Linked DNA regions of Homo sapiens: all the other regions are linked to region 3. A link is a loop called in an ENCODE intact Hi-C map of the cell type or tissue named here. Cell type or tissue: chondrocyte. All regions are shown on one strand. Links, peaks and the distances in the headings refer to the core of each region. The heading gives the core; the rest is flanking DNA.

Region 1 (11,169 bases), core at 1,783-9,782, 920 kb after region 3:
GCCTTGATGGTCTCTCCTCTGCAGAGGTGGGGCAGTGGATTTTCAGGGGATTATTTACAGTTATACAACTTCTAGGTGGTGGTGGTGGGGGCAGGGGCTGTGACTCTCAGGCTGGGGGAAATCGAAGGGTTAAGATGTTCTATGCATAGGGAATTCTGGACGCATAGTATCATAGAGTCCTAAAGCTGGAAGAGGCTTAAGATTATCTATGCAAATGGAGATGAGTTTGGGTGTGAGATACTTTAGGGTCTGGCTGCAGCACAGAGTCAATTGGAAGTCAAAGACCTGACAGAAAAACATATTTGTTCATGGAGATATAGCAATGTGGATCTGGGAAAGAAGGCAGGAGACAAAAGGCAGGCTTTCTCTGGCCCTGAGATGGGAAGTGACTTGGCTAAGAACACTTCCCTTTCTCATGCTACAACTCAGGTGGGCCTGCTTTCTAGAGCAGCCAGTTTGGAGATGTGAGGGGAACTAATCTTCACTAAATGAATCAGAGAGAAGCCAGATGTTTGCACCTGGAGTTGGGCTGCATGATTCCTGCTGCCTGCTGCTGGCAATTTGTTTCTCGGTCAACCATGAGACCTTTTGTCCGCAAAATGAAGCCGTGAAACACTCCTGCCAGAAAAGCAAGGGAGAGAGTCCTCTTCCCACTGCGCCACCATGAAAGTAGCATACTTGGTGACAGTTGTTGTTTGAAAGTGTTGATTAATCATGCCATCTGCCCTCTGAATCCTGAACCAGTTGAGGACTAGGCATAGGAGTCCAAAATGGCTGGGTGTATCTATCTTATTCCAGTCCCAGGGGAATGTGGCTCAGAGTCCAGGGCAATATGGACTTCATAGTCTTCCCCCTCTGAATTGAACTTATGACCTCGTCACAGGTAGGGAAGCGAGATTCCACAGGGCTGAAAGGTAGACTTTTATATCGTGGAAAAGTCTGGAGTGTGAAGGAAATCACCTGAGGGTTATGGGCAGATGGTGTCCAAAAGAGAGCCAGTGAGAGCTAGCCACATGCTCAGGACACTTCCGTGCACCAGCAGATGGGACATGGAGGGAATGCAGATGATGGGGGGAGAGTGGGAGGACTTTCTCCCCAGTATACCAAGAGGGCACACATTCTTATTTTAAGATCTGATGTAGGAACAGGGGGAGAAAATAGCTCCTCTACACCCACCCTCTCTTTCTCAGTGAAACCTACTTATCTCCCTACCTTCATCCACAGTCCTCACTAGCTGCTTGTCTCGAGGTTGTCTTCTGCTCACTTTGTGTTCTCCTCCAGCCTGCACAGTGGTGAGCACAGAGTAGGTTTCTTTGCAAATCCATGTTCAGAACATGGTCTACACCTTGGTGAAACAGCAGGTGGTTGTCCCAGGCTGGCTACTCCTTGAGACAAGGATCTGGGTGCCAGTAGTTCATTTGGGAAGTGATGCCAGGGAACACCAGTAGAAGAAGGGGGAACTGAGTCAAGGAAGGAAAGGGTGTTATCAAGCAGGTCACCACTTGGGCAACTGGAGCTTCTGCCCCTGGGGAACTCTATGCCAGTACAGAAAAAGATGCCCAAAGCCATCCTAGTGAGAGTGAGAGACTCAGGTTGTTTATTTACCATATTCTATTAGACAAGTAGTCTGCTAGATACGTGCACATGATATGCAATTTTTGCTTTACGGAGTAAAACTCCATCTAGCAGTTAGATGTGAGATACTCACCAGCTCCCTGTGGCTTCTCTCTGTGATTTTTGTTAATTTTGACACAAGACATTTTCTGAGCTCTGCTCTCAAGTAGAAATGTACTGCAGTAAACTAACACAGCAACAGAAAACCAAACAACGCATGCTCTCACTCATAAATGGGAGTTGAACAATGAGAAGGCATGGATACGGGGAGGGAAATAACACACACTGGGGCTTGTCAGGGGTTGGGGGAAAAGGGGAGGGAGAGCATTAGGACAAATACCTAATGCATGCGGGGCTTAAAACCTAGATGACGAGTTGACAGGTGCAGCAAACTACCATGGCACAAGTATACCTATGTAACAAACCTGCGTGTTCTGCAAATGTATCCCAGACATTCAAGTAAAAAAAAAAAAAAAGAAAAAGAAAAAGAAAAGAAAAAGAAATGTCCTGCAGTAGTCTCCAACAGTTCATCCACTGTTGGTACTGAGAAACCCACCCTCCAAGGACCTGTGGGGCTTCTGACACATACAAAGACAACAGCAGCCTTGAGCAAGCTCCATAACCATCTCTGTCAGTGTGTGAGGTCTTATAGAAACTATCAAGAAAGAATGGCAGGTACTGCAGTCCTTCGTAAGCTTCACAAAATGCCTCCTGCTGCCGAGTTGCTGACCTTATTTCAGATATTTACTAGTTGAAAGCAAATTGGCTCTGACAAGTTTCTTTCTCTCTGAGTGTGGCATGAACCTTACCTGCTTTCTACTTGGCCATTCAAAATGCTGTCATGGAGACCTGGACTGACCTTTGGGGTTGGCACCTGGAGACCACCCCTTGAGGCCACTGTCTAGCTCTTCCTGGGATGAACAGGAAAGTAAATCATGAATAGGTGATGGGTCCTGGGAAGGCTGCCTCTCAAAAAGATTCATCAGCTGAGCTTCCTGGCTCCTGTCCTGCTCCCTGCTCTCAGCCTGGCTCCTGTCCTGCTCCCTGCTCTCAGGAATCTATGCTCTGTCCAGGCACCCCGAGAAGCCCCCTTGGCTGGTCCCAGGTGTCTCCTCCCACACCTTTGCAATGCAGCTCTCACCACATGGCAACTTATTCTGCCGTCTCCCCAGGGCCTCTTCTCTGTTGGGCTTGGTGGCCAGTGGAGTCTTTCCTGGAACCTCGAGGGTCTTACTTTTGCAGAGGTAAGGCAGTGAAATTCAAGGGATTATTTGCCAATTCTGCTGAATTTAGAGACAATATAGTATGGAAACACATTTTTTCAGGCTATAGTTCAAGCATCTTCAAGGGCAGAGCTCTCTATTAGTTTTCCTATGATGCAAGCAAAATAGTTTTGGGGGTAAAAATTCCAGTCTACATAATTCAGGTATGCAAAAGTAGAACTTTATTTCTTTTCCCCAAATTTGACACTTGTTATGGGTTGAATTGTGTCCTCCTCAAAAAGATATATGGGAATCCTAACCTCTGGTACCCAGAATATGACTTTATTTGGAGATAGGGTCTTGACAGAGGCAATCAAGTTAAAATGAGGACATAACAGTGGGTCCTAATTCAATGTGAAGGGTGTCCTTATAAAAAGGGGAAATGAACACAGACATGCACACAGGGAGAACTTCATGTGGAGATGAAGGCAGGGATGAAAGTGATGCTTCTAGAATCCAAGGAATGCCAAAGATTGCCGCTGAACCACCAGAAGCTAGAGGGCAGGCATAGAAAAGAGTCTCTCCTTCCCTGCACTCAGAAAGAACCAACCCTGTTGATACCTTGATCTCTGAATTCTAGTCTCCAGAACTCTGAGATGATACATTTCTGTTGTTTGAGCCTCCCAGTTTGTGGTGTTTTGTTATAGAAGCCATAGAAAGCTAATACAATGCTCAATTCTTCTTTTTCACTGGTGGTGATAAGCTTGCCAATTCAAAGCACATTTGAGAGTCTTCTGTTGAACTCAGTATCTTTAGAATAAATACTCAGGCAATTCAGACTTGCCTCTTCTCTCCCCTTCTGTCCTACTCTCCTGCCTGTGGCCCTGGGCAGAGCTTTCCTCTGTGGATTCTGCTGCTATGTGTCTGTTTCTTTTTGCTGTGTTGGCTCTAAACACTCTGTCTATTGCTGAAGTGTCCACTTCTCGCAACTTCCCTGGCTTCAGGTCACTGTGTCCAACACATTTACTCAGTTTCAACATTCTCATCTTACATATGAGGCTTCCCCAGGTCTTCCAGCTGATTCTCAGCCTCACCTGCACCCGTCTTGTTTTGAGTGATGTGGGGATGGGGTGGGATTAGGCAGGGGTGGGGAAACTTTGCAGATATTCTCTTGAGCCTGTCTCTGGGGCCACAGGCTGCCAGAGCAGGGAGGTAGTAGTTCCAGGACATACGTTTGCCATCCCAGACCCATTCCACCACCATTTTGCCTCTCCTCTGGCTGCCCACATGTCCAGGGACTCTCTGTGAGGCCAAGGTATATGAACCCCGAGGCATCACTGTAGCAACTGGAAACAGAAAACATTCTGAAAGCCGGTCAGTGGGAGAATGATTAAATAGGTGAGAGAGTATTTTTATTGTGGAATACTATGCAGCTGTTAAAAATCTGAGGACACTCTCTATCCTGACATAGAAAGATCCAAGACCTATTGAATTCTGCAACAGCATGGATGGCATAATTCTGTTTTCATAAAACTCTGTATGTGTGTATGCATACAAAAGCACAGAGAATCCTGGACGTATATCCAAGTTATCAGTGCTACCAACAGGGGACATGTGGATTAGGAGAGAGAGGAAGGTATGTGAGAGGAGATGTTCCCTTTTCCCTAAAAATCCTTTTGTGTAGTATATAAAATATTATCGGGACTATATTTATAAATGATAAAATTTTAACAACAACAAAAAATCCTCAACAAATAGCATAAACCATACTAAGAATGGCCTGCCTGTTCCTTTCTCAGTGCCTCTAAAATAACCTGTTTACTTTCTTTATTAAGTCTAAAAAGGATCAGGCATACTTGTGGAGTTTCACTGAATTCTCTCTTTTTCACTGAGATATTGTTAGTGCAAAACTTTAATGAATAAATAAAGGACCAGAAAATACAGCTCCCAATTGCTCTCCAGACCACAGCCTATGTTGTCACAGAGGCCTCTGGCAATCCAAAAGGAATAAAGTTGAATCAAGTAACAAGGGGAAATCAATATCTTATTCATGTTAAACCTGCCCTAATGCCCTCCATTATGGGAGTCACCACACAGAGAATCGATCTGTTTCTCTTCTGGTGGAATGTGGGGGCTGTAACATTTTCATTTATATATATTAACTTTTAGGAAGGGAACTTCACTCATGGAGCCATTTCTTATCTCTATAAAACCGGCAGATTTAACAGCAGAGTTTCAGAGCCTCTTATGTTTGAGCTCCAGTTTGCATACTAAGTAAACATTCTAAGAAATAGTTCTTGGGTCAGGACAAGGATAATAATGATCATTAATAACCATCACTCATTACAAGGTTCTTCTTCCTCTGAGCTCTTCTAACCTACTGTTTATAAATGCATTTTAATTTGCCAAGCGCACTCCCCCACCCCTCCCAGGCAGACACACGCTTGCAGGGAGGTTAATTGCTACTGCCTTTATGAGCCCTGACCTGTGCAGACAGCATTCTCGGATCACTTCTCCCACCTCTGGGGCCGAGGTTAACGGTCACTGTGCAAGACTGCTTGGGACAGGGAGTGGTAGAATCTAATTACTGGCTCTTGTGGGGTGGACCCGTGAGTGCGTCTTTATGAACATGATGGGCTGAAGTAATCTCCAAGTCTGCGTGCTAATGACCTTCTGAAAGCTATTGTTATTTCCAAGGCCCTGAGGAAATTATATCTTAATTGTGAGTCTAAAATGCCCCCTATTAACTCTCTCTGTTGCCCTTACCTGATTCTTATTGCTCTGAAATCTGCTTGATCCAAATGCAACCAAATTACTTCCTCATTTTGTTCAAGAGATCCTAGATTATTTCTGTTTGAACCACCATCCCCTGTGTGGGTCCCTGTCCTCATTTGTTTCCAGCCTTAGTTGGTCCTCTCCCTAACTGGTAGATTTCCCCACGGGTACGAGTGCATAATTCTCTCTTTCTAAACAAGTTGCAACAGATTTTCTGTTTTCTGCTTTTTGAAGATATGGCTGGACATCTTAAAATACAGATTTTTGCATCTTTATTTTCTTGACTCTCTTAGTAGGTGAGTCATTAGAAGTAACAAAGAGAAAGCAGGATTAATGGTGAACATTATAAACATAGTTGGAAATAGTATTTGCGAGCTACTATTAATAGGATTTCCCCCCTCTGATTTGTTTGTGTGTTTCAGTTATGTATATTAACATTTATTTTGTCCCTGGGTTAATTCTTTATTCTCTGAAACTCCAGGAAAACAACATTGCTGTGTTGTTAACATGCCGGTGAATATTCTGCACATATACACATGCCCCTGCTGTGAATCTTTCTGGCAGACATTGTTTTCTCTGAGGGCAAGAGCTAAAATTTAAAAGCATCTCACCTGACAAATGATTAGGGAATAATTCTTCTTCAACCAAATGCCAAAACAAATCAGCTCCCTAAAGTGATGTGAGATCTCCTCAAGCTGTGCCTGGTAATATTAATAAACGAGTAGATGCCTCTGCCCACAGCTTGTCATTTCAGTGTCCCCCCCAACCCTACAGGCATCAAAGCCAAAAAAAAAAAAAAAAAAAGCTTAGGTTGCCTTTAGGAAGTTAAAGCCTGCCATCTTGTGGCGAGTTCATACAATTACACTAATATTTCATCAAGTTTAAGAATCGCATCTTGGAATTTACCAAAGGTATTTTTGGCATGCACTCACAAATGGCATCTGATGTATTTGGGCTGCGCTTATTCTCTGATAGGTACCAAAAGCTCTAAAGCTTGAAAATGACTACGAGTGCATCTTTGACATCTTGCCTTTGAGAAGCAAGTGAGAAGGTGGATGCTGGGGTGAGAGCTCTATTGTACTGTCAGGTTCTTCTAGGATTTGTAATGCTAAAAAGTGGGACCATCTGGGATACCAGTGACTGCAGCTGCCTCCAGTTCTAGGCAAATGGGTAATTTCTTTAAGTGCCCTTCTGATGAGCAGAAAAACTTCAGGCTTGTTAGCTCAAGAGTCATTTGCAGATACACCTGGAGAGATCATAGCAGGTGGTGCAGTAGAGCACCCAACTCAAGAGGCTGATCCATCCATTGGGTGCTCAGCAAATGAAAACTAATGATGCCTGTTAGTGGTTGGGGAATTTTCCTTTAACCTGGACAAATGGGAATTAAAAAAAAAAAAAGGCGCATCTTCAAGCATAATCCTCTGGCTTATGCATTTTGAGGTTAGAGAACAACACCTGGAAGATTTGCTTTTAAAAAACTATTTGTCAGATTTTAATGATTTTTTTCCACATTCTGCTCCTGCTTTCTACAGGTTCTCACAGTTGGAAAATGACAGGAGAAGGTGTTTGCTATGATATATGCAATCTATCTGGTGGTCAGAACATGGGAAAAAGAGGGGGAAGTTGGGCTTATCCAGATTTAAGCTCACTTAAAAAGCAAGAACAAGTTTGAGGGAGCTGAGTAATTTACATACTTTCAGACACAGCTGCACAATTCTTTTCAGTTTTCCCATCTGTGAGCTAGAAACGAAGGGAATGATCAAATTTGCCAATTGATTGCCTTCATGGATGTTAATGCAGTGAGGCAATCTCTAAGGTTGTTAGTGTAGCAGGGTATGTATCCTCTATTAAAAGGGGTGCACAAACTTTTAATTAAATTTGATTAAATTCGAGGGGTTTTTCTTCTTGTTTTTTCAGTACCATTTGATTCAATCAGGTTGAGAATAGAGAATCACTTTGAAGTAAATGTTCCTTGTTCTTCAAAGAAGGCTTCAGTAGGCTTCCTTGGTTATGTAAATGTCAGATAAGTAAGCCTCCTGGTCCCAGGAGAAAGCTGGAACAAGACATCCTGTGCTTTGAGTGGTTTAGAAAAGGTTGCCTCTTGGCCGGGGGCGGTGGCTCATGCCTGTAATCCCAGCACTTTGGGAGGCCGAGGCAGGTGGATCACGAGGTCAGGAGATCAAGACCATCCTGGCTAACACGGTGAAACCCGGTCTCCACTAAAAACACAAAAAATTAGCTGGGCGTGGTGGCGGGTTCCTGTAGTCCCAGCTACTCCGGAGGCTGAGGCAGGAGAATGGTGTGAACCCGGGAGGTGGAGCTTGCAGTGAGCTGAGATGGCGCCACTGCACTCCAGCCTGGGTGAAGAGTGAGACTCTGTCTCAAATTAAAAAAAAAAAGAAAAAGAAAAGAAAAAAAAGAAAAGGTTGCCTCTTAACTTGTATGAGGAATTGGTGGTGCAGGGCAGCATGGAGGGCTGTTGTTGTTGCAGTTGTGTGGTCTAGTAAGATGAAATTAATTAAATGCCTTTTGGATTTAGTTGATAGCTTCCTTTTTTCCTTGACTTACCTTGACTTTTGTGCCCAAACACTCCTGCTTCTTGTTCTGCTTCTGCTCTTAGCTCATCTCCTTTGCAAGGCCATGCTCCTCTGACTATTCTGTTGACCATCCTTAAGGCCTTGGTCCTGCTAAAGTATAATTTTCAAGAAGGTAAAATCAAGACTCTCACACAAATACAAAAGGAATACATCAAAGGCTTTATGTAACTTATTATTTAGTGAAGAAACCAGTATGTTAAAATCAGGTCAAAGGAAAATTTGAAGGCACACATAAGTATACTTAGGAATGCAGAAATGAATTTGCTCATAGATGCAAAATTGATAATATATTGTAGAAAAATAAAATGTAATGCTTGGGGTCAGGGTCATCTTTTTCACCCCAAGGTAAAAATAAATTTTATGTCTGTGGGAACAAAATTTATTCACAGTGCTATGGACAACAGTCATCTGCATTTCCATTAGTTTTCTACAAATTAACTTCTACCCCTAGAGAGTAGTGAAATAGCCTGGCCAATAGGAAGACAATCAATGATGCCCAGCTTTAAAGAATCAAATCACTCCTGGAGGGTCTGCTAGACAGAGCCCAGAACTCTCAGTAATCTCATTTACTCATTTTTTGAGTAAAGGAAAGATTTTTGAGTTGAGGAAAGATTTTGACATTTTTTCCTGACAGACTTGGGCATCCAACCATTCTGTGCTCCTTCTGGGCCATCTCACCTAAGCCACAGCTTTGATTACCTCCAATAACAACTGACTTTTAACTTTTTATCTTCTGCCTAGTCCTCTAAGTTCCAAATCCATACCTCCGTATGCTTACCTGGCAACTCCTCTTAGAAGTTTTTTAGGCTAAGAGAGAGGGCAATTTATATGTTAGAAGAAGAGGAGAGGTTTGAACTCAGCATTATATGATTTCAGAACTGGAGCCAAAAGCCTGCAACATCAACACGAGGTAGTTTTTGGAGGTGTCCAAACTCAGGGGGCTGGAACCTATGTGGTAGATCTCTCCTTTTTGTGTCTTATGGTGGGAGGGTTTATTGTCTGGGGAGGAGGAGGGTGGTGGAATGGACCTCACTGTTTTTCTAGCTGAACTACAGATAAGAGCCTATGCTGCTGGCTGCCCATGGGGAGAGTTGCTCTTTCCTGTTGATGAGGCAGGAGTAGCTGATAACCTTTTTCTACAGAAAAAGAGTTTGAGAGACTGTGGATTCTGGTGTTGTACCCTTGAGCTGCCTCCTTTTTTTCTTCCTATACAAGGAGAGAAGGCTCCAGCCTGTGCTCTGGGTGGTAGTGGAGTAGAGAGTTGGGTTTTTCCAATGCGGTTGCTTCCCAAGTCTCCCGAGGTTTATCCATATTTTCTACCTCTGCCCTGCTGACCACCGTTTCTGCTATCCTGTCTCCCTAACTTGTCTTTCCTTCAATGTCCACACATTTAAGAAGAATGAAATCTCAAGCCTCATCAGTCCCTGACTGGCCTCACAAGTTTAGCAGGAATTTTGATCTGTTCAGGTGCTTATTTCTTCCTTTGTTGTCTCTTTTTCTTCTCTTCTGGCTTCTCAGGCCTAAACCCAGAGACTGTTTAATCAGTTGGTGATCAAATGAAAACAAATGTCAGAGAGGTGACGGCAGCTAATAACCAAAGCCCTTCCTCAATAGAGAATAGCTTGCTGTTGGAAAAAGTAAATTTCCACCAGGTAGAAAGTATGTGGGAAATATTATTGAGCAGGGGGAGCCCAGCTGCCTGCCAAATCTAACCACTTGTCTGGTGTTTCATTCTTTTCTCTGCCAGGGAGCCACCATTTACACAATCCCTGCATTGGCAAAGACCATCTCAGTGGGGACTTACTAACTTTATTGGGAGGGCAAGAGAGGTCAGGTTGCTTGACATTAGTGTCCACACAGAAACCAGAGAAAACACATTTTGTTAAACATGGCATTCCCTAACATGTAAACAGTTTTAACATAATGTTTTTGATAATAAATTCTAGTGCAAAGAGAACCAAACTGGAGGGTCACGGGATACAACTGGGAGGGACACTTATTTCACCCCTTTTTACTCGAGTTACCAGCCAAATCACAGAAATGGGCTCTGCACAGTCTCGTCAAGGTGGCCTGCAGTATCCACGAATTGTGTGGCCTGCAGTATCCACGAATTGTGTGGCCTGCAGTATCCATGAATCAACTGCAAGTCTCATGTCAGCTCCTGAAAGGCAATGGGAGCGGGTGAGGAGGAGCAGCTTCTGCCCACGTAATTCCTCCTCCCTGACCTCATGACCTGCCCAGAGCTGTGCCCCTCTGCCCACTTTCCTGGGATGACTCCTAGCCAGGGAAGGCTCTCAGGTCCCAGGTACACTCTCAGCCTGCTCTTTCTGAGCACATTCCTAGTCTTATGAGATTAAAGGCTCTTCTGCAGCCAGAGAATCCTACACACACCTCCTTTGAACTCCAGCCACTCTGAAAAGCAAACAAAAAAAAAAGAAAGAAAAAAATCTGCCTATAACATATTTTTGGAAATTCTTTTCCCTTTCTTTCCAATCAGAACTGAATGAAACTACTTTCTTGCTTGTATGACATTGCTTATTGGTGCAGTACTTCAGATATCAATGCCTTAGAAACATACTCTTTTTTTTTAGGGTTTCTGTCTAGGAGTGAGGTAAACTTATCCCCTGCCAACTGTCTCACTCCCTTTCCAGGAAGGGTCACCTTCCTCTAGTTATATTGGGTGAAAATGGGCTTTAAGAAATATTATTATTAGCCAGACATGGTAGCTTGCACCTGTAGTCTCAGCTACTCAAAAGGCTGAGGCAGGAGGATCACTTGAGCTCAGGAGTCTGAGGCGTAGAGTGCTATGATCTTTCCTGAGAATAGCCACTGTACCCCAGCCTGGGCAACATAGTGAGGCCTCATCTCAATATACACACACATACATATATACACACACACAACATATGAGTGTGTGTGTCTATGTATGTATATAGTTTGCATACACACATATATGTATATATATGTATATTTAAATTAAG
Region 2 (10,560 bases), core at 2,561-10,560, 790 kb after region 3:
GAAATATAGTTTCTAGGAATGTTTATATCATGTTTTATACTTAAAATGAAACTTAAGTTTTCATGTTAGGAATCATAAGTGAATTTGTGAAAGAAGTAGAGAAGATGGATTTTTAGTTGTCCTGAAAAATTCTCACTTTTGCCATGTAATAATTATATTTCATATGTATCTGCCTGTGCATCTCCTGCCGTGAAATTGACTGGTTGCAGACCAAGCCTCCCTTTCCAGCACGGGACCTTGTTCTCTTCCCATTTCCTAATATTTGTTGACTAAATACAGAACATATGAATCAACAGGGACTTTGAATTGGTAGCAATGCAGGCTCCTTCCAAGGTGCCAGAGGGACCAATAGAGATTTTACTTGGCGTGCAACAGGTTACAGAAGCCTCTACCAATAAAAGGAGAGACACCACCTAAGGTGGCCACTGTTCACATAAACAACACTAAAACTAGATTTTCTGCCTGGATCTACGAGTGTAAGGCAAAATGTTATGTGTTGTCGCTTCCCCTCTTTGATTATTGCAATTCTAGACTAAAGATGAAAGTATCAGGCTGTTGTTGGCCTTATTTCATTTAGGAAGTGTGACAGACATTACTAATCACTTTCTGGCAATGCAAAAAGGCAACTTTTTGGGATAGAATGTTAGCTGATATCCTCTGCATGGCTAGAAAGTCAAGATAAAATAAATGAGATAAGTTACAAAAATAGTCTACCCAAAGTTACGATTTGTAAATGTATTGCTGGTGGGACAGGTTTTTCCTCAATTGACCTTGAAATTGAAAAGTATTGCCCATATGTGGTTAAGGTTATCAGAGATTTTATTCTCAGAGGAATATAATCAGAATATTATGAGCACAAATAAAACTATAATAATGATGTTTCAATCCCAAGTACTTTTTGATTACTAGTTCAGTTTACTATAACTTGATTTGGAGATAGGAATACCCTAAATATAGACATATTCCCACCAAATTGTAAGGTAATAGCCCTCTCTGTAATTTAATATTGGGTGTATCAGTTAATCTCTTGGGAGTTTGAGTAGCTTGAATAAGTCTCTGACCTTTTGAATAAGTTGACCATATAAATTTGTCTGTACTCACAAAACTGAGATCCATTTCCTGGATTCACTGAAATGCAGACACTCATGAGGAGTCACCCAATCTAACTGATAACTTTATACTGCCCTTATGAAAGTCAGAGTCCAATATAAAGTCCTAAAGACAAAGTAGGATAACAGGCTATCCCAGTTTTGTGTTTTGAAAAAATTGAAAGGTTTGGAACATTTGAAGGAAAGATGTTAAGCCTGACTGGTAATGAACATAAAATGTAAATACTTTGGCAATGGCAAATAATTCACTTTTTAAGAAGTTACAACCTCAGCTACCAAGTAAACTACTTTATTCCATGCCTTAGTTAACAACAAACAAGAAAAAAAAAAAAAAGGAGGGAGGTCATATACGAATTCAAACTCACTGTAGTGGTTAAAAAAAAAAACAAACCCATAATTTTAAAACATTCAAATGATGCTCTTTTAATTTAATTTTAAAATTGGGAATCTAAAGCCCTGAGGTTAAATGACTAGTTCAAGGTAATCAGTAGTACATTCAGATTTTATATTTTCATCTTTTGTTCTCATTGCTCTGTCTAATCCAATTGACTTGGAAAATCTCTCAGGACTGCCAGAATCTCCCAGGGACTAAATAAGTACAGTGATGGCTTTCTTGAAACAATGTAAATTACATACTCCACTAACTCAGTTGGTAGAATATTAAACTAATCACCTCAGGGTTTTAGAGGCCATTATTTTTGTGGTTAGGAGAGGAAAGATACAATTTAGATTGGAATATGAACTGGCAGTATTAATACCTAGGCTCTGGTAACCAGCCCTGGCCCCAATTAACTGTAGGAATTTAGACACCTTTTCAATGTATCTGAACTCCAGTATCCTTTTTTGGAAAGTGAAGGAAACTTTATAGTTATTTAAAGTTCCTTCTAATGCCAAAATTCTGTGATTTCTTGTAAACCGTTTCCAGTGCAAAAGTACATTTAAAAATTCATATTTAAAATGCATCTTTAAAGATTTAAATTGACATTGAGAAAAAGAAGATTTTGAATTGGCTGGCTCACTTTGCTTATTACCAGAAAGTATGAGGGATTCCTACAGATTATGAAGTGTTTTGTGACAAATCAACTCTTCTATACTGACATGAGATAGGAAATTAATGACAACTTAGAGTGAAAGAAAATATCTGAAGATCTCAGGAACTATGATATAATCCCGTGGTAATTAACACAAGGCAAGACATCGAGAGACCTGGGACTTGGAAATTAACTTTCTGTGGCCTTCTACATATCATTTACTGAGCCTCTTTAAAATGCTAGGCACTGTGTTAAGCAGTCAAAATGAAAAGATAGCAAGATAGAATCCTGGCCCTCAAAGAGCTCACCACCTGATGAGGAAGGTAGCTGGATAAACCAATAATTGCGATAGAGTTCAATTAGTGCTGTGACAGAAGTAAGAGAGCCTAGCAACAAGTCTCAAACCTGATTGCCCATTAGAATTTCTTGAGAAGCTTTTAAAAAATACGGATGCTTTTGCCCTATCGCTCAGTTACCATAATTTAAATTATCAGGGGCGGGGCCCAGTAGAATGCTATTTTTCAAAGCTCTTAAGGGGATTCCAATACACAGCTAGGATTGAGTATCAGTGGGATAGAAGGGCAGCACATTCAGTCCTTAAGACAAACAGGCAATGGTCATAGCTAAAGGAGAGAAGTATCCTTCCACTTTGTGCATGGACCTAATAGAACTAATGATACATGGGGAGAACTGTAAATATTAATAGTAATGTGGAGCTCAATGTGGGATGTATGAGAAAAGGGGGACATAGTGAAAGATGAGACAGAGAAGGTAGGCAGGAGGCATATCATTTATGGTCTGTGAAGGACCTTGGACTTCAGCGAGAAACCAGTAGGGGAATGACATGATCTCATTTATCTTTTATAAAAGATAGCTTCAGTGGTACTGTGGAAGATGAATTAGAGGAACTGGAAGCAGGGGAAACCAATTAAGAGGCTATGGTAATCCAGGCAGGAAGGAGGGCCTGGGGAAAAAAACAAAAACAAAAACAAAACCACAGTGGTACTAGGAAAGTGGATGATATTCAAGGAATAGATAACAAGGAGGCAGAATCAACAGGTCATTTTGATGTTTTTGGTGAGAGAGTAAAAGAAGTCTGTGGTATATAATTTTACTTATTTTATACCTACTTTTTCTCATTTCCCACTGTTGGATCTGTCCACAATTACATACTTCAGAAGTGGAGAGAAGCTCCTTTTTATGGACTTAGTAAAAACATATTGTATAATGTGGTTGAAATGTGGTCATTTCAAATCCAAAAGCTATCAAAATAATCAGAGGTTGTTTACAATCCCTAAATGACTACATTCCATACATGTTTAAGGCCAGACATCCAACATTTCCACCCAGATTGGTCGGGGGAGAGAGGGAAAACAGCACTAAAACAAAGGTGCGAGAGATTTTAATTAACACAAATGGCTGTGCCTAGTCTTTAAATCTGTCCAAAGCAAATGGAGCGAAAGCCTGCTAATTCTTCAGTGCTTCATCTGGCAATGACCTCAGAAAAAAGAGTCTCCCTCCTGTATTATCAAGCTGACTTCCTTTAGTTCCTTGTTGTTCTGTGTAGATCTTTGTTCCCAGAATTCTCTAGACAGGAAAAAACAGAGGAAAAAGGACAGCTAAAATATTGAGTACCCTAGCACCCACTCTGCAAATCCCCTAAAATATTAAATTAGAATATATGTTAAGCAATGCATTCCAAAAATCTATACCCACTATCTATTCAAGCCCTTAAAACGATTTTTTGTTTGTTTAAAGAAAGTAGTTCTCACCACATGGTGTTCATTTCTGCCAGTAGTCACTCTGTCCATAGTTGTAATGCCCATAGTACCTAAGGGGAAACATTAGGAAAATAAGAGCTTCTTTTGAGGGGGAAAAAAAAAAAAAACCACTAGTTTTGTTTTGTTTTGTATCACTGTGGGTATTAGCATTGATGTGAATTTTCTGATTTTTTTTTTTTAGAAAATAACTTTGTCAAACAATATTTCAGAAGTTGGAGTGGCAGACTGTTTTTCTGTTTACAGCTCATGTCCCACAGGGGGAAAAATCATTTAAGAATTATATGCAAGTAAATAAAGAAGTGGAATAATAAGTTATGTGTATATATACATACCCTCAGATAAACCAGATAGATATATTTCACAAAAATGGTCAATTATAGATAGTGGAGAATAAACAAAAGATAAAGGTGAAGATGGGGAAGAGAAAGAGGAAGCAGACAGAATGGTAGGCGTAGGGTGAGAAGGGAGGCAATGAAAAGGAGAAAAAGGGAGAATTATAGGGTGCTAAATACAACCGATAGTGAGTCTGTTCTAAATTAGAGTTGCCAGACTAAAATATGGGACTCCCAGTTAAATTTGAATTTTAATATAAACACCAAATAATTTTTCATATATCTCATGAAATATTTGGGACACACTTATACTAAAAATTATTTGGTGAAATTCAAATTTAATAGGGTATCCCTTTTTATTTGCTAAATATGATAACATTTTCCTAGACATACTGCTGCACTCCTGAGTGTGTGATGCCCACAAATTATGGAATCTGTTGTCACCCATTAAAATAATATTAATAAGGGTACAGTTTATTTTGTCAAGCTTCAAAATTTATATTTAGGAAGAAAAGAATTTTATTCTCCCCCTGAATTTCTGTGAAGTATTAAAGAAGTAAAAGAATGACTTAGTTTAGAAATTAACTTTATAACCTATTAATACCATAAACCTAACTTTGACATTCAAAAGGTTCAGGTTGCCTCAAAGCTTTAAAAAGCCTGTACTTGAAAGCAACAGTACTGCTTATCAAGGACCCGGATTTGAGCTAGCTGTGGTTTTCCGCCCCTGCCCTTCAGCATTTTAGCTTAACACTACTATTTTCCCTTCAGCAGCACCTGCTGAAGTGTAGTTCAGCCATCAGGAAGAATAATACTAAAGTGAAGTAAAGGTTAAAGCCAGGAAGAATGACTTGCTTTCAGAACAGAAGGAGTTAGAGAATAAATAAGGTCTCAAAGAGTATTCATTTCCCATTTCGCTGGGCTTTCATCTGAATTTATAAGTGTAGCATAATACTCACATCCAACGTTCAGGTTTTTCTCAGAAGAGCTCAAGGAAATGCTAAGAGTTGGTGGGGATTGAGGGGAGGAGAGAAAAGCAAAGCTATCAGAATCAAATGTCTTAACACAAGTTATATTATTGCTGAAGATAAACCTCTTCTTTAAACACCAGCAGATATGATGGGAAATTCAGTTGAATTTAGAGATTGCTTAGCACCTGTGCTCTCTAAGATAGGTGACTGCCAAAGTCCACAAACTTGCCTTCTGGACTCTATAGAAGTTAGGGAGGGCCTACAATACACCCTGAATCAAATTATAATTTTACACTGGTGGAAAAGTAAATCCTTTCAAATGTCACCTGTCTCCGGAAAGATCAAAAGTAAAGACTTCATCGTAGGTATAAACAGACTAAGTGAGGCAGCATGCCAAAGAGATAACATGGATGACGGTAATGCCACATCCTGGGCATCAAGGGAATTCACAAGTAGGGATTTGTTGAAGTGTAACAAAATCAGTAATATTAACACAGGATTGTATTTTGCCAGCTACACAGATCATACCACTGCAACTCAGCCAACCAGCACATCGGACAGTGGGAGGAGGAATTCTTGGCTAAGAGTACTGAGGTAAACTCTTCATCTACTTGGAAATGCTTAGAACAGAAAAGCCTGTACCCTGATTTACTGAGAGGTGTGTCCAAAATTATATTCCACCCTTTCTCTAAGACAGGTTTGTGCAATTCAATTCTTTTGAAACTAGAGAAAAAGAAACGCTGTCCTGTAACACTGTTAAGTATACAAACTTCAAATAAGCACCATCTTTTATTTTTTGTTTAGTGCTCATTTTTTCTTTTAGTGCCCCAATCGCCTGATTTATCTGTGGTGGAAGGGAACACTATTCTACAAGGATTGTGGAGGAAGTGGGCAGTGACTGTTTTTTGAAATGGAGATAACTGTAGTACAGGGAGTAAAATACTAGGTAAAAATTATGCAACAGAACACTGAGTTTAACATGGTCTAATCAAGGCTGCCAGTAATACACCTTGGTGCCAAAAGAGCATGTGATAAAACATCAAGAAATTTTTTTCTTTTTTCATTTGATACATGAATGTGGCACCTTTTGTCCTGAGAGTAATAGAAGACCGATCTCTCCCACAGCATTTCATGGTTCCTGAATTACCACTCTGTGGACTTGAAGCCTGGATGTGGTTGGTGCCACCTACTGGGCTAAATGCAGAGTTAACATTTTCTTACTGAACAAATTAACCTTAGGAGTATGCTTCTTCACTGAGAAGATTATACGTTAAACAGATAATAAATTTGGATTCAAATTATAGCGTTTAGATCTAGAAGAGGCATGAAAAGTCACATGCTTTTACACATCCATTTTGTAGCATAGTCTAGGGAATAAGGATTGAATATGGAGCCAAGAAGCCTGGCTTCTCTGAGCTTGTTTCTTGTTCTATAATACCTTTCATAGAGTCACTGTGAGGGTTGCACAAGGTATTAAGTTCTCAGCATGCTCCATGTTAATGTTGTTTGTATTTTTAAAACCTGAAATTAAATGACTTTTCCAAGTCATATAACTGGTGAGCCTCAGAGGAAGGCCTGCAACTCATGTATCTGAGTCTTAAATTCAGTGCTTTTTTCCTTAAATTACAATTTGCCAAAATTTGATGATGAGATGATTTTAGGTGGCAATTGGGATAAATTTCGGTGTTGGGACAAGGCATTAAATACTATAAATCACAGTGAGAAAATTATTGCCTTTTCAATTATTTCAAACTTGATGGCATCAAGGAGAAAGTTGCAGTTTGGTGCTGGCTTTCTTTAAAGTTCTCTATGTCTTTTTTTTTTTTTTTTGATACGAAGTCTCGCTCTGTCACCTAGGCTGGAGTGCAGTGGCGTCATCGCAGCTCACTGTAACCTCTGCCTCCCAGGTTCAAGCGATTCTCCTGCCTCAGCCTCCTGAGTATCTGGGACTATAGGTGTGTGCCACCACACCTGGCTAATTTTCTGTATTTTGTTGTAGAGATGGGGTTTCACCATGTTAACCAGGATTGTCTCAATCTCCTGACCGCGTGATCCACCTGCCTCAGCCTCCCAAAGTGCTGGGATTACAGGCGTGAGCCACCATGCCTGGCCAAAATTCTGTATGTCTTTCTAATCTCACTTCCTAATGGAGATAAAATAGATCTCAGGCTTATGTATTTTTCTAGAACATTAAAATCTTGTTTTTTGTGTATTTATTATTAAGTTTACCTTCTATTGTGGAAAACTCTATTGATTCTTCATTTAAAATAGTAATATAAATTTTATTTTCAAGGAATGCATTTAGGAAACTAAAGAAGTCAATGTAAACAACAAATATTGAATAAATAATAGTCCAGGTGATACACAAAGTTGGAAAATACTACAACACCTACCATTAAGAAATTATTACCAAATAGGTTGGTAATAACCTCTTTACATAATTAGTTTTAAAATCCTTTATGAAGAGAATATTTGTTTGCTTTTAAATAATCAAATACTAGAGGTGAAAAAATAGGCCACATAACCAAAATATAGGACTCCATTAGATTTCAAATCCACTTGGGCTCAAACAAACCTATAGAGTTTGAATACATGTGTTAGAAAATGAAACTGGCCCATAATTAGTGCTAAATGAATGCAGAATCAATTTAACACATTGATCCATTGCCTGTGGCTACATTAATTTGTGGTAACTAAGCCGTATAGTACCCTATCATTTAATTCTCCAGGAACATAAAAGGAAAGGAGAGAAAAGAAGATGTGGATCTGTGGCTGTTCCAATTCAAAGTTGATTCAATGTTTTACATGCAAGGAGAAAAAATATCTCCTGAGACAATCAAGTTGAATGGAACCCTTATTTACTAATTTAGACTTAATTTGATTCTGGAGCTAAAAAGCTTTTGGCTCTTTACCATATAGATCCCTTGAGATGACCTTCAGCTAATTTTGAATGAAGTAAAACAGGGACTTGTCTGTCTTCCTCATAACCCTCTTCTCTTCTGTCTTTTAAATTTGTATCTTAATGATTTAATACTGCTTCTTGTTGCATTCCAGGATTCTTTCCAATTTTATGCTGTCCAATTCTTATTAGAACATAAATTGAAAGAAAAATATGCATAGAATACTGCCTGAAGGATAGTCAGTTCAGTCTTACTAGTTTTCTAAAATTTACCTATGGATCAAGCCAGACCAGAGAGTCTTATGTACCTGAATCAAATCATCTTGAGGTGATTTGTCACTTAAAATAAATTTCAGATTAATATCTTTTTATCAGATTATGCCAAAGAACAGAGGAGAAACAACCTAGGAAATTTAGATTCTGAATTTATTTTGAAATATTGTTGAAGACATTGGCGACTATCATCACACAAACAATGTCCTGCCCCCATTATATGGACCTGGAGGAGAAATTTCTCTCAGATTTCAACACCAGGAAAAACTATGTTTCTCCTGAGCAATTGGTTTGTTGTTACTTCATGAGTTTCATAAATCCATGTTTCTTTTTACTGGAAAATTCAGAACCAAATTTGTAGCCTACCTCTGCCAGCTGTACAGTACTCTCATTATGCATTCTTGTGTATTTGCCCGGCTTCAACTTATTTTCCCTTTTCTTTGATTTACTCATATATTTATTTAACCCTATGTGTTGACTGTGATTTTTGTAAGCTGTTTAAGCGCTTTACAGAATAAGACTAAGAAATTAGAAACATACATACTGATACTGATAGAACATTGTCATCCCTTGGCCATGATTTCCCATCTCGTGTCCTTTTTGAAAAATGGAGTTCATATTCATAGATACTTGAAAATTTAAGAACTTTTTCCCTGTCCTCAGAGCCATCTCTATATTCTATTTTTTAAATGAACTATATTATTTTCTCTAATATTGCCGTAAATTCTGTGGGGAAATCGCTGAAACTCTCAGAGGGACAACTGGATTGACAAAATTCACAACCTTTGTCAGATGTCTGTCTCCTTGGCCTTCTGCTTTGAAGTAGCAGAGTCTATTCCAGCAAGATTAATAAGATTAAACAATTCTAATTCCTAGAAAAGGGGATGAGGTGGAAAGGAAACATATTTTATTGAGTGCTAGCTATATATCAGCTACATATGCTAAGTATGTAATATATTACTTTATCTTTACAAAGGAAAACAGTTCTCCCAGAGAGAATCTTTGCCTTAGTAAAGAAGCTTCTGAGTCATAAAAATGATGATAGGCCGGGCGTGGTGGCTCACACCTGTAATCCCAGCACTTTGGGAGGCCAAGGCAGGTGGATCACGAGGTCAGGAGTTCAAGACCAGCCTGGCCAACATGGTGAAACCCCGTCTCTACTAAAAATACAAAAATTAGCTGGGCATGGTGGTGCGTGCCTGTAATCCCAGCTACTCGGAAGGCTGAGGCAGGAGAATTGCTTGAACTGGGACCCGGGAGGCAGAGGTAGCAGTGAGCTGAGATCGCACCACTGCACTCCAGCCTGGGCAACAGAGCCAGACTCTGTCTCAAAAAAAAAAAAAAGATAATGAAAAAATTAATTACTGTACTACTAACATTTAACTTACTGTGTGCCAGGCATTGTGTTGCTCACTTTACAAGTAAAGGTCTCCAATATAAAATAAACAAAACAAAACCTCAAACTGTGTACCTGGGATATTCTACCTACCTTGGGACCCAGGAAGATTTAAAAATGCTTGCATTGGCTCAAAATTCTGCTGCAAATACAGTGATAATTTCAGGTCATTGGCCTTCTGGTAGTTCTTCAAGGCTTCAATTCTCAGCTCAATCACTTTGCCATGAAAATCATTCTGAAAGAGAATATTTTCCAAAACTACACATATAGGATTGGCTTCTCTGAATCCATTGTTACCTGAATCCTCTTTACCCAGAAGTTAAAAAGTAATTCCATCATGCTCAGTCTTTAAAAGTTGGGTAGAAAGTATTTGTGATTTTTCCCCATTTAGAATAGAACGAAATCAAGAATATAGGAAGAAATACCATTTATTCCAAGTTCAGAGATAGGTCCCTTCAGCTATCTTTCTATGATACATTTGTTTTAGCAGGGCAATCGGTAATCTAGGATGTGGGGACTGGGCTTCACAATATGCAGCTAAAAGCCTTTGTATTATATGAATGAAATTGCATCCTATATCCAGCCTTGGAAGATCTTAGTACCTGAAGGATGTTATTTTGTTCCTGATACTTGACCCATTCCATTTTCCTCTGTTGCTTTTCCTGGTGGAAGAAAGAGCCTCTGGGTGACAAAGTAAATTGAGATCAGCAATCAGTTTTCTCAATATGCTGCAAAAGCCTTATAGCAAAATTATAGTGTCGCAGATTT
Region 3 (11,169 bases), core at 948-8,947:
AGCACATACAAGGACTTATACAGTCAAAGACAGTATAAAAAAGACAGGGAGGCCAGGCACAGTGGCTCACGCCTGTAATCCCAGCACTTTGGGAGACCAAGGCGGGTGGATCATGAGGTCAGGAGATCGAGACCATCCTGGCGAACACGGTGAAACCCCGTCTCTACTAAAAATATTTAAAAAATTAGCCGGGCGTGGTGGTGGGTGCCTGTAGTCCCAGCTACTCGAGAGGCTGAGGCAGGAGAATGGCGTGAACCCAGGAGGCAGAGCTTGCAGTGAACCGAGATAGTGCCACTGCACTCCAGCTTGGGCGACAGAGAGACTCCGTCTCAAAAAAAAAAAAAAAAAAAAAGGACATGGAAAAAAATCTTCCCAATGTGCCTTTTTGTCAGCTCTCTTCTTATAAGGTCTGCAGAAACACCACTGACTCTTATTTATCTTGTATCCCACAATTTGAACAGCAGTTAAATTTTTAAATAGATTTTAACAGTTCTTTGGTTGATTCTTGAGGTTCGCTATCTTTCCCGCCCCAAATCAAAACAACTTTAGTCTTCCTTTCAAACATATATATATTTAGTCTTCCTTATTTTATATATATAGTTATCCCTCGGTATCAGTGGGAGATTGGTTCCAAGACCTCCCACAGACAGAAAAATTTGCAGATGCTCAAGTCCCTTATATAAAATGGTGGAGTATTTGCATATAAGGTATACACATCCTCCAGTTACCTAAAATCAGCTCTAGATTACTTATAATACTTAATACAATGTAAATAGCTGTTATATTGTATTGTTCAGAGAATAATGACAGGGAAAAGTCTTTTTTATAAAGACTTATAAGACTTAAAAGCCAGCCACGTGCGATGGTGGCTCATGCCTGTAATCCCAGCACTTTGGGAGGCTGAGGCAGGTGGATCACACGAAGTCAGGAGTTTGAGACCAGCCTGGCCAACATGGCAAAACTCCAGGTCTACAAAAAAATGCAAAAATTAACCAGTTATGGCGGTGTGCTCCTGTAGTCCCAGCTACTTGGGAGGCTGAGGCAGGAGAATCACTTGAACCTGGGTGGCGGAGGTTGCAGTGACCCAGTATCACGCCACTGCACTCTAGCCTAGATGACAGAGTGAGACCCTGTCTCAAAAAAAAAAAAAAAAAAAAGGAAATAAAGAAAATAAAACTTTTTCCTTGTCATTATTCTCTAAACATACATATATGTGCGTTCATCAGTAGTTTATAATGAAGAAAAATTTGGGAAAAAATTTAAAAGTCAAAACCGTCATTAGAATGACCTAAGAAGCTGTGGCCCAGAGCTAGATAAGAGCTGAGGGATAGCCAGAATCTAACCATAAGCTAATATTAAGAATAGATAGGAAGAATATAAAATGTCAGATTCCATCACATACAATGAGGTTACCAAAGAATTCCCTAAGAGATTAAATAATTCAACAGCCTTAAAGTGTCTTAAAAGCAAAATAGGATAACACTTAAATATCTTATAAGAAAAAGAAATTATAAAAGCAACAAAGCAGTTAAGCTTTGCATAAGCTACAATCTTATGGGGACTAGACTTCTCTGAGTAGACAATTAAATTACTGTTTAATTAAAACAATTTTCTTCGTAAAGATGGAGTCTATAACTCCTGGCGTCAAGAAATCTTCCTGCCTCGTCCACCCAAAGCGCTAGGATTACAGGTGTGAGCCATGCCTTGCAAGGTCTTTAGTAATTGTTAAAAGGGTCTCATGGCTGGGTGCGGTGGGTCATGCCTGTAATCCCAGCACTTTGGGAGGCTCAGGAGGGCAGATCACCTGAGGTCAGGAGTTCAAGACCAGTCTGGCCAACATGGTAAAATCCCGTCTCTACTGAAAATACAAAAAAATTAGCTGGGTGTGGTGGCACATGTCTAAAGTGCCAGCTACTTGGGAGGCTGAGGCAGGAGAATCGCTTGAACCTCGGAGGCGGAAGTTGCAGTGAGCGGAGATCGCACCACTGCACTCCAGCCTGGGCGACAGAGTGAGACTCTGTCTCGAAGGAAAAAAAAAGGGAGACCCCAGCCTGGCTGTTAGTGTGTTGTGAAAGACTGAGGGCCTCAGATTTCACCACTGACTGAAATCAACAAGCAGCCATAGACAGCCCAGAAGGTAATTGTATCCCTACTGGGTCTCTTCAACCTCAGGGGAATTTAAACTTTTTAAGGCCAAGGAGTTTCTGTATAATCTCTCCTATGTACCAAAGCCACTCAAAAGGACACTAAAATACTGACATTATTTTGAAAATTACCTGTACTTCTACCTTTCGGCTGTTAACTACTGGTATTATTTTGCTACGCCATGTAGCCTTTCAAACTTTTAAAATGCTGGTCTAACCGTATAGATGACACTGTAAATGTTGTTTTGCAACCTATTTTCCAATTCCTTAGAATAAATTTCTAGGATAAAATTATTAATCAGATAACAAAAGCATTTAACACTTTGACACATACTGCCAAAGCTGCCTTCTGGATTTGTACCAATTCATACCCCTACCAGCGTTGCACATGAATGTCTGTTCTCACAAACACAAATCAATTTAAGAATTATCAATCTTTTAATTTTTGGGATCTGGTATGATAGAACATATTTTTACAAGTTATAGCCATTTGAATTTCTTCTTTCATCCATTTTATCTTTTGCCCATTTTACTACTAGAGTGCTTTTTAATAAGTAGAATTTAACTGATATCCCTGTAGTCTTAACTAGAACATACTTAATATAATTTCATCCTTTTTTCTTATATCAGAACAATGGCTTTTAATCCAATATATTTATGGAAAAAAAAAACTAAGGAAATGTAAAAGACCTATTTTGCCACAGTTCTAATTTAATCATAACCAGAATCTCCAGTGTCTTTTTTTTTGTTTTTGTTTTTGAGATAGGGTTTCGCTCTGTCACCCTGGCTAGAGTTCGGTGGTGTGAACATGGCTCACTGCAGTCCTGAGCTCCCAGGCTCAAGTGATCCTTCCCACCTCAGCCTCCCCAGTAGCTGGGACTACAGGTGCATAACACCACACCCAACTAATTTTTTTGTATTTTTTGTAGAGACAAGATTTCACTGTCACCCAAGCTGGTCTTGAACTCCTGGACTCAAGTGATCCACCCACCTTGGCCTCCCAAAGTGCTGAGATTACAGGCGTGAGCCACCACGCGCAGCCATAAAGGGTACATTTTTAAAAGCACTTCACAAATACGTATTATTCAAGAACAGTTTTTTTCTTTTTTTTTTTTTTTTTTTGAGACCAGGTCTCACTCTGTCACCACGCTGGAGTGCAGTGGCGTAATCAGAGCTCACTGCAGCCTCAACTTCTCAGGTTCCAGCGATCCTCCCACCTAGCCTCCCAAGTAGCTAAGACCACAGTCGCATTCCACCACACCTGGCTATTTTTGTATTTTTTTTGGTAGAGATGGAGTTTCACCAGGTTGCCCAGGCTGATCTGCAACTCCTGAGCTCAAGCGATCCACCCACCTCGGCCTCCCAAAGTGCTAGGATTATAGGCATGAGCCACCACGCCCGGCTAAGAACAGTTAATTTTCCACACACTCAAAGAAATGTTCCATTCTTTGATGGATATATCTGTTACTTAAACAAAAATCCACCTAAGTTTTTCAACATTCTATACAATTCTGCAGGGAATTTAAAAAATCCATTCAGATGTAACTAAATCAGTCCTGTCAAATACACTCTTCCATAATAAAAGATGAAGACACAGAGACAACAAAGAGAAGACAGAGGACAGAGAGAAGAAATTCCCTTCCCCAATCCCATACAGACAGACAACAGACACAAGAAGGAACCACATGGACAGAGAAAGAGAGAAATGAAGAACCACAAGGCTAGTGAGAAAGACTGATATATGTGCTAGGTTGGGAGTGGACAAAAAAGTAAGTACTAAGGCGGGATGGAGGCACTCTGCCCAGGAGAAGGTAGAGGCAGGCATAGCAAATCTAGCTTTGGTAGTAAATTCAAGTCTGTAACAAATTTCCTACAAGGAATTTCTTTATATCTAGTTTAAATTATTTGCCCTGTAGGTGGAGCTATTTCCTCTTACCTGATTTTTCAGTAGAAATTAAGCTCCCATCTTCTCTAATATTTCACGCAACATTTAACTCTTGATTATTTAAAAGAGAGAATATATTATTCTAAAGTAAGAAAATTCACTTACATTTGGCTTTAGGATACAACTAATCAGATGAATACAAACATACACATGGGTCCACAAATCCACCCTCGTAAACTCTGTCCTCCCTCCTTGCCCTCTCCTGTCAGTCTAAAACGTAAAAGAATGGACTCTGAAACAGGCAACAGAAAGCAATCACCAAGAGTTACTTTATCAGAAAATCCTACTTTCCAATGCCTAGAACTCTGGGTAACCATGTGGAAGATTTTTTGGTTATAAGGGTAAACATTAAAATTACCTAAGGGGGTCAGGCGCAGTGGCTCACACCTGTAATCCCAGTACTTTGGGAGACCGAGGCGGCTGGATCAGGAGATCAGAGATCGAGACCATCCTGGCTAACACGGTGAAACCCCATCTCTACTAAAAACATACAAAAAAATTAGCCAGGGGTGGTGGTGGGCACCTGTAGTCTCAGCTACTCGGGAGGCTGAGGCAGGAGAATGGTGTGAACCTGGGAGGTGGAGCTTGCAGTGAGCCGAGATCGCGCCACTGCACTCCAGCCTGGGCGACAGAGCGAGACTCCGTCTCAAAAAAAAAAAAAAAAAATTTACCTAAGGAATCTCCATCTGGATTGGCATCATTTATTTTTATATATTACTCTCATTTACCCCATATGAAAACAGATAGCTTCTAGGGACCTATACCCAGCATTAAGCTTTTCCATTTCATTGTGTAAATAATTCCAACTCTTTTAACCTGTCCTCAGAAATTTCAAGTCCAACCAACTTCATGACTTTTTTCTGAAACTTTTAAGATTTCTTTTCCTCTAAACTGTAGGGTCAAATATGATACTCAGATGGGGAACTTAATATTACTAAGTAGGAGGAAATTACATCAGTTTCCAGTACATCTACCTGTGGAATTAAAATTGTGGTGGCTCATGCCTCTAATCCTAACACTTTGGAAGGCCACGGTGGGAGGATCACTTGAGGCCAGGAGGTCAAGACCAGCCTGGGCAACACAGTGAGATCCCGTCTCTACAAAAAAATAAAAATAAAAATAAAAATTTTTTAACCTAGACGAATGGAAAAACAAGATGTGGTATATTTGTACAGTGGAATATTAATTCATCCATAAAAAAGAAATGAAGTACTGATTCATGCTACAATATGGATGAACCCTGAAAACATAATGGTAAGTGAAAAGAGGCCAGTCACAAAAGAGCCTATGTTATGTAATTTCATTCATATAAAATGTCTAGAATAAGCAAATCCAAAAAGAAAGTATATTCGTGGTTGTCAAGGGCCAGGTGGTGGACAGAATAGGGAGTGACCATTAATGGGTACATATTTTGGAATTATATAGTAGTGATGATTGCACAACCTTTTTTTTTTTTTTTTTTTTTTTTTTTTTTTTTTTTTTTTTAGCACTGCAGCCTCGATCTCCTGGGCTCAAAGCTCAAAAAATCCTCCTGCCTCAGCCTCCCTAGTATGCTGGGACTACAGAAGCATACCACCATGCCCAGCTGTTTTTTTTTTTTTTTAAGAGATAGGGTCTATGTTGCCCAAGCTGGTCTCAAACTCCTGGGCTCAAGAGATCCTCCTGCCTTGGCCTCCAAAGGTGCTACTAATACGGGCGTGAACCACCACGCCTGCCTGCACAACCTTGTGAGTATACTAAAAACTAATGAATTCTACAGTTTAAAAGACAAAATTTTATGGTATGTGAATTATACCTTAATAAAGTTATTTTTAAAATGAAATAAGAAATTAGTGGTTAAGATCCACAAATTTTATGGACTACAGAGTTAGATGATCTCTCTGTAGCTTCTGGTTCTAACAAAAATTAAATTTCATTCAAACCTGTAGTGTGCCATTTACTCAAATGCTTTTTTCATTTGGTCCTCAAGAAAATCCTGAAACCGAGGCTCAGAAAAATTGAGTAACATGCCCAAAGTCAATAGCGCAATTTAGTGACATTAAAAAGTATTTAAACTCAGTTTTGACTCTATTATCCCTACTTTCCAATATGCAGCTACCGCATACATTTCTGAATGTGCCGTAAGACAACGAAGCAAATCTTCGCAGGCAGAAATAAGTTTTAAAACCTACTACTGCTTAATAAGTGGAATGAAGTTTCAACGTATTGTGTCAAAGACTGAATGATGTAGCAGTTACTTTTCTATAGAATTATGTGTATTTAATAAACAAAATTTACATTACTATACATATACTCTAATGAATTTTTACATCTTTAGGTCTAATTTTAGCAACCTGACTAAATCACAGAATTCTCAAATGATCCCAACACTTCAAACATTAAATCTAGTGACAACAGATTTAATTATTTCAATTCCAGGAAGATAAAAAAAAATTCCCTGAAGGAATGGCTAATAACATTTATTTGGAAATATCTGTAACAATAGCTAAACAAAAATTTGATAGTAAAAATAATCAACTTCTCAGAAGCAGGCTGAACTAAAACTCAAGATTTACTGGCATTGGGATTTTGTCTGTTGGCTTGAAATAAACTTTATCTTAAAGCCAACCTTTAAAAAAGTTTACAATCACACAAAATTCCAGTATGCCCCATGATCAATCAAAAGTCAGTTAAATGCCAGAATGAAATCTGAAAGAGCTATTTTACTTTAAAATGTCAATAATCTTTTGACTTAATAGTTTGAATATCCAGAGACATCTGACAAAAAATATGCAGACACTAATTAAGACTGAAACATGCTATTAATTCTATGAAAATATTTTGTTCTTTAGCTTTATTCATCCCGGTTTTCTTCCCCGTGGTGTGTTTTTCCTTCTTCACACTAATAGTATCTCATAGATTAGAAAGCCCCTAATCACAAATTCCAGGAGTCTTTTTATTAACCACTAAACAGCTCACCACAGATATATATGGGTGTGTATGTTCCCTTTCCTGACACTGCTTCAAAGACAACAATTTTATAGTCACATATATGATAGATGGCAGTCATCCCTAGTTTATTCAAGTATTCTATCTATATATTTCCTTGTCCACATCCCTGGCCCAAAATTACTTAACTGAGAACACAAAAACAGTGAAATCTATAATATAGAAATATATGAAAATTACCCTACTCTAGCTTAACCCACTCTAACCTGCATTATTTTCTTTTCCGAGGATTTCTCTCACAAGGTAGTTTGCTCTGATTATGAAAGAGAACAAAGACAATAATATTTGTAACAAAGCAAGCTTTAAAAACTAATGCCAATTTTAAGGAAAGCCTCCCTAATATCAAATTTTTTACCATTTATAATACTAATTATTCATTTGAAATCTAGTTCCCATATCACTATTTCTTATCTTTCAAAAAAATTCTAACTGCTTTTAAACAAGAAAATTCAGTTCATCCTTTCTGAGTATTTTCTATCAATTCCATCCCTGTACTTTTATTATCATACATTGTCAAATTTACAAATGCTTTTCATTAAAAACCACCCAATTACTTAATCTTGCCAATCATATTTTTGATTCTTAAAAGAATACTTTGTCTACTCACAGATAAATGATGATGTATTGTTTAGAAACTGAAGGCTTCCTCTCAGAGAAATAAATCAGTTGCCCATTCTTCCCTCATTTAAAATAAGGTTGCTGTTTCTAGATGTGAAAAAGGCTGAGAAGTTGTCTCCTGTCATATGGGTATTAATCAAATACTAGCCAGGAGACACACACAATGTTCAGGGAGTACTTCTCTTACAGTTTGATGTGTTAGCAGATTATGAACAAGAAAAAAAAGTTTGGCAAAAAGCTATTACACTTCACTTTAAACAAAAAGTTAAAAACCTGAGGCTATGACTGACAATAGCAAACTATACCTTATGCTAATTTCTCATGATTCTTACATAACAGATATCTGTGTTGACTATATCAACATAAAATATATCATTTATTTCTCAAAATACATCTTCTCCTATCCAAGAAATGAATTACAAATACCTGTTATGACATTTCAAATTACTTTAAAATAAAATACACAAAACTGCCTTAAATTCAAGGACCACACATAGGTACTTTTAAAAACCACAGCAGATTACACATTGGAATAGAGGTATCCTTTAATCTGAATTTGTAAAAAAGTCAGCAATAGAACATTCAAACAGAAACAGGAAAAAGCAAAAAAAAAAAATTAAGAGAAATGATGTCCAATTTTGTGTGCTTAGGCAAAACAAACAAAACCATAAACTCACAACTGTTCTCTTACTAAGTGAATCCGGCTGAAGCTATATTTGTTTCTTTACTGTGATTACATGAATATTACCTATCAGATGGATACTTACACCTGATTCTAAGTAAACCAAATGGACAAATACTTTAATCTTAAGGGAATGTAAACAGAAAAACAGAAGAATCAATCCAGGTTTGCACTGGATATAACAAACTTTCTCCAATAAAATATTTTCAGAATATTTTAATAAATAAATAAATAATAATAGAGTGGTGGGAAATGAAGGCTAGTAAGAAGCAATCAGGAATGAAGTATTTTTACTCTAATAAAACCCTCAGGAAAAAAGAGCATAAAATTCTTTCACATAAAGGTATTAAAAAAATGTAATCTTTTAGCTTTCACTGTAATTAAAATGTCTGAAGGCAGGAATTTAGCAGACTTCACTATGACTGAACACATATCTATGATTTCTTAAAACACAGAAAAGCATGTACATATGAAATGTGGATCCTGAATAAAAATTTATAACAAAGAAAAGAAGATGATGTGATGTAGTAGAAACTGCTCCAGACTTGAGACGGGCACAGTGGCTCACACCTGTAATCCCAGCACTTTGGAAGGTCAAGGAGGGCAGATCATGAGGTCAGGAGTTGAAGACCAGCCTGACCAACATGGTGAAACCCGGTCTCTACTAAAAATACAAAAATTAGCCAGGTGTGGTGGCACATGCCTGTAATCCCAGCCACTCGGGAGGCTAAGGCAGGAGAATCACTTGAACCTGGGAAGGCGGAGATTGCTGTGAGCCGAAGATTGCACCACTGCACTCCAGCCTGGGCAACAGAGCAAGACTCCACCTCAAAAAAAAAAAGAAAGAAAGAAAAGAAAGAAAAGGGAGGGAGGGAGGGAGGGAGGGAGGGAAGGAAGGAAGGAAGGAAGGAAGGAAGGAAGGAAGGAAGGAAGGAAGGAAGGAAGGAAGGAAACTGCTCCAGAGTTGGAATAAAGAGACTTAATGAGGAACAAATCTGGCATATACATGGTACCTTTGGCCAAATTAGAAAAAGGTGCTCTATTCTGGGTAGCCACAGCTCTGGCCTGGTGAGTGAAACGCAGGCTGGATACCGGTTTCCATTCAAACCATTTTGTGTAGTACATCAACACCTGATCTGGCAAATTCAAACTTGGCTCTACCATTGGTGTCTTTAAAAAGTTGTTTAACTAAGGTTCAATTTCTTTATCTCCAAAATGGAGATTACAGAGTACTGTTAACAGGATTATTTTATTACATGAAACAATGTTTGCTAAAACACTTAGTACAGGCTAAACAGACCCTTAAATGAATGGCAAAATGATGACAATGACAATAAAAACTTTCTCCTTCTACAAAAAAGTAGAAATATATCTTTTTTCACACCTAAAAAATAGCAAACCACCAAAAAATAAAATGCTCTCCTAACACTAGTTCAGTGAGCACTTGGGTGTATGTGCACGTGCAAGAAGGGCAGGCAGTAAATTCAATGATTAAATATTCTAAGTTTGGAAACATGCATTTGATATCAATCTCTCTTGTAGATTCACAATGCCTAGTAACATTCTAACAGCTATGAGAAGTCCCGTGATAAGAAGCTATTTAACTTATTTAGCCCAGAGTTCTCAAAATCCATTTGGTCACAGAATTCTTTTGGTTCGGTTGTATCTACTTATATCTCATAGGACTTTTTTTCCCCCCACAGAACAGAATTTGGGGATATAGAAAATACCATTATTTTAAGTTTATGATACCATATGAACAATACCAGTTCTTTTTATTGACAATCATTAATTTAAAAAAATCAAAGAATTTAAACTGTAGTTACAAATTTATTACTATTTTACAAAACTTTAAGGAAATCAGAAATTCAAAATCTGAAAATTCTTTTTTAGTATTTTGCATAAAGTTTGTGGTTTGATATAAAAGGTAAATTTCAAGGCTTTAAATGTTAGGGCCCATGCAGAACTCTTTAATATCTAAAAAAACATGTTATAGTGACTTAACATTTAAGCCACATGCTTTTAGCTCTATGTTGGTAACAGTAAACAATAGTTATACGGCGTTTCCACGAAAACAAAGGATCTTGGTCTGGAATTCAAACTGTCATTACTTACATTCTCTTAAACCCTCTTCCTTCTCATATACATTATAAGGCACAGATAAATTAAAGCAAAATGTTTTCTGTTATACCTCTATTTTTACTTACCTAATATTTTCACAGCATAATGAGGACTTTCTAAGACAATTCCTTCCTCTGTATCAAACATAGGGTTATCTATTCCGGTCTTTGGAGGAATTTGGGCTAGTTTCTTAAGTCTCATGGAAGAATTAAGGTCAAGTTCTTGCTTTTTCCCTTCTTCCTCTCTCCTACGCCTCATGTCCTCCTGTTGTTGCCGAATACGCTCCAACTGTGCACTTCGACGTATTGGCATCATCCTGGTGCCCAAATCTCCAGGGCAGTCAACAGCCATCTCTCGGTGCTTCTGATGTTCCTCTGGTGATGCAAGATCAACATTTTTTACTTCGCTGTCTGATTCCTCTGTAACATGCCCATTCATATGGGATGTTGTCATGGTTATCTATGAAAACCTGTACCACTTTTTATAAATCAATTTTTCCTATAAGCCAATTCTCTTGATTCTGTAGTATAAAATCCATGTTACTTCAAAAAAAAAAACTTCTCACATCACATAATAATGCTATGAAAAAGTATCCATGAAGGAAATCTAAGGGGAAAGATGGGGGGGAAAAAAGTGTAAGAATTACAATATAAAAGCAGGTTTTTACAGAG

Evidence for each region. Peaks named below come from ENCODE experiments on the same cell type or tissue, not always from the same donor. Only the 100,000 strongest peaks of a DNase experiment are listed, where the experiment ranks them.
Region 1: it touches region 3 in a loop (9-fold over the local background); 13 of 110 quality-filtered maps call a loop at or near these places.
Region 2: a loop joins it to region 3, with 3 times the contacts of the local background. A loop is called at or near these places in 9 of 110 quality-filtered maps.

Annotation. Positions count from the first base shown.
Region 1 is chr14:66,354,881-66,366,049 of GRCh38, reverse strand. No RefSeq gene overlaps it. Among named protein-coding and RNA genes, the nearest start is that of CCDC196, 130 kb to the left of the region's middle. In chondrocyte, for the core only: a CTCF peak has its summit at 6,428 (motif pointing left); no DNase peak of the experiment used is centred there.
Region 2 is chr14:66,491,520-66,502,079 of GRCh38, reverse strand. CCDC196 (coiled-coil domain containing 196) reads right to left here. Exons shown (of 10, transcript NM_001351576.1): 7 at 10,395-10,454; 8 at 9,886-10,027; 9 at 3,913-3,971; 10 at 3,527-3,727. The coding sequence ends at 3,608. Among named protein-coding and RNA genes, the nearest start is that of CCDC196, 10 kb to the right of the region's middle. In chondrocyte, for the core only: CTCF peaks have their summits at 6,194 and 6,416 (motif pointing left); no DNase peak of the experiment used is centred there.
Region 3 is chr14:67,278,953-67,290,121 of GRCh38, reverse strand. PALS1 (protein associated with LIN7 1, MAGUK p55 family member) reads right to left here. Exons shown (of 15, transcript NM_022474.4): 3 at 10,585-11,104. The coding sequence starts at 10,951. It also overlaps a transcript of GPHN not described here. Among named protein-coding and RNA genes, the nearest start is that of PALS1, 43 kb to the right of the region's middle. In chondrocyte, for the core only: CTCF peaks have their summits at 3,868 and 4,070 (motif pointing right); no DNase peak of the experiment used is centred there.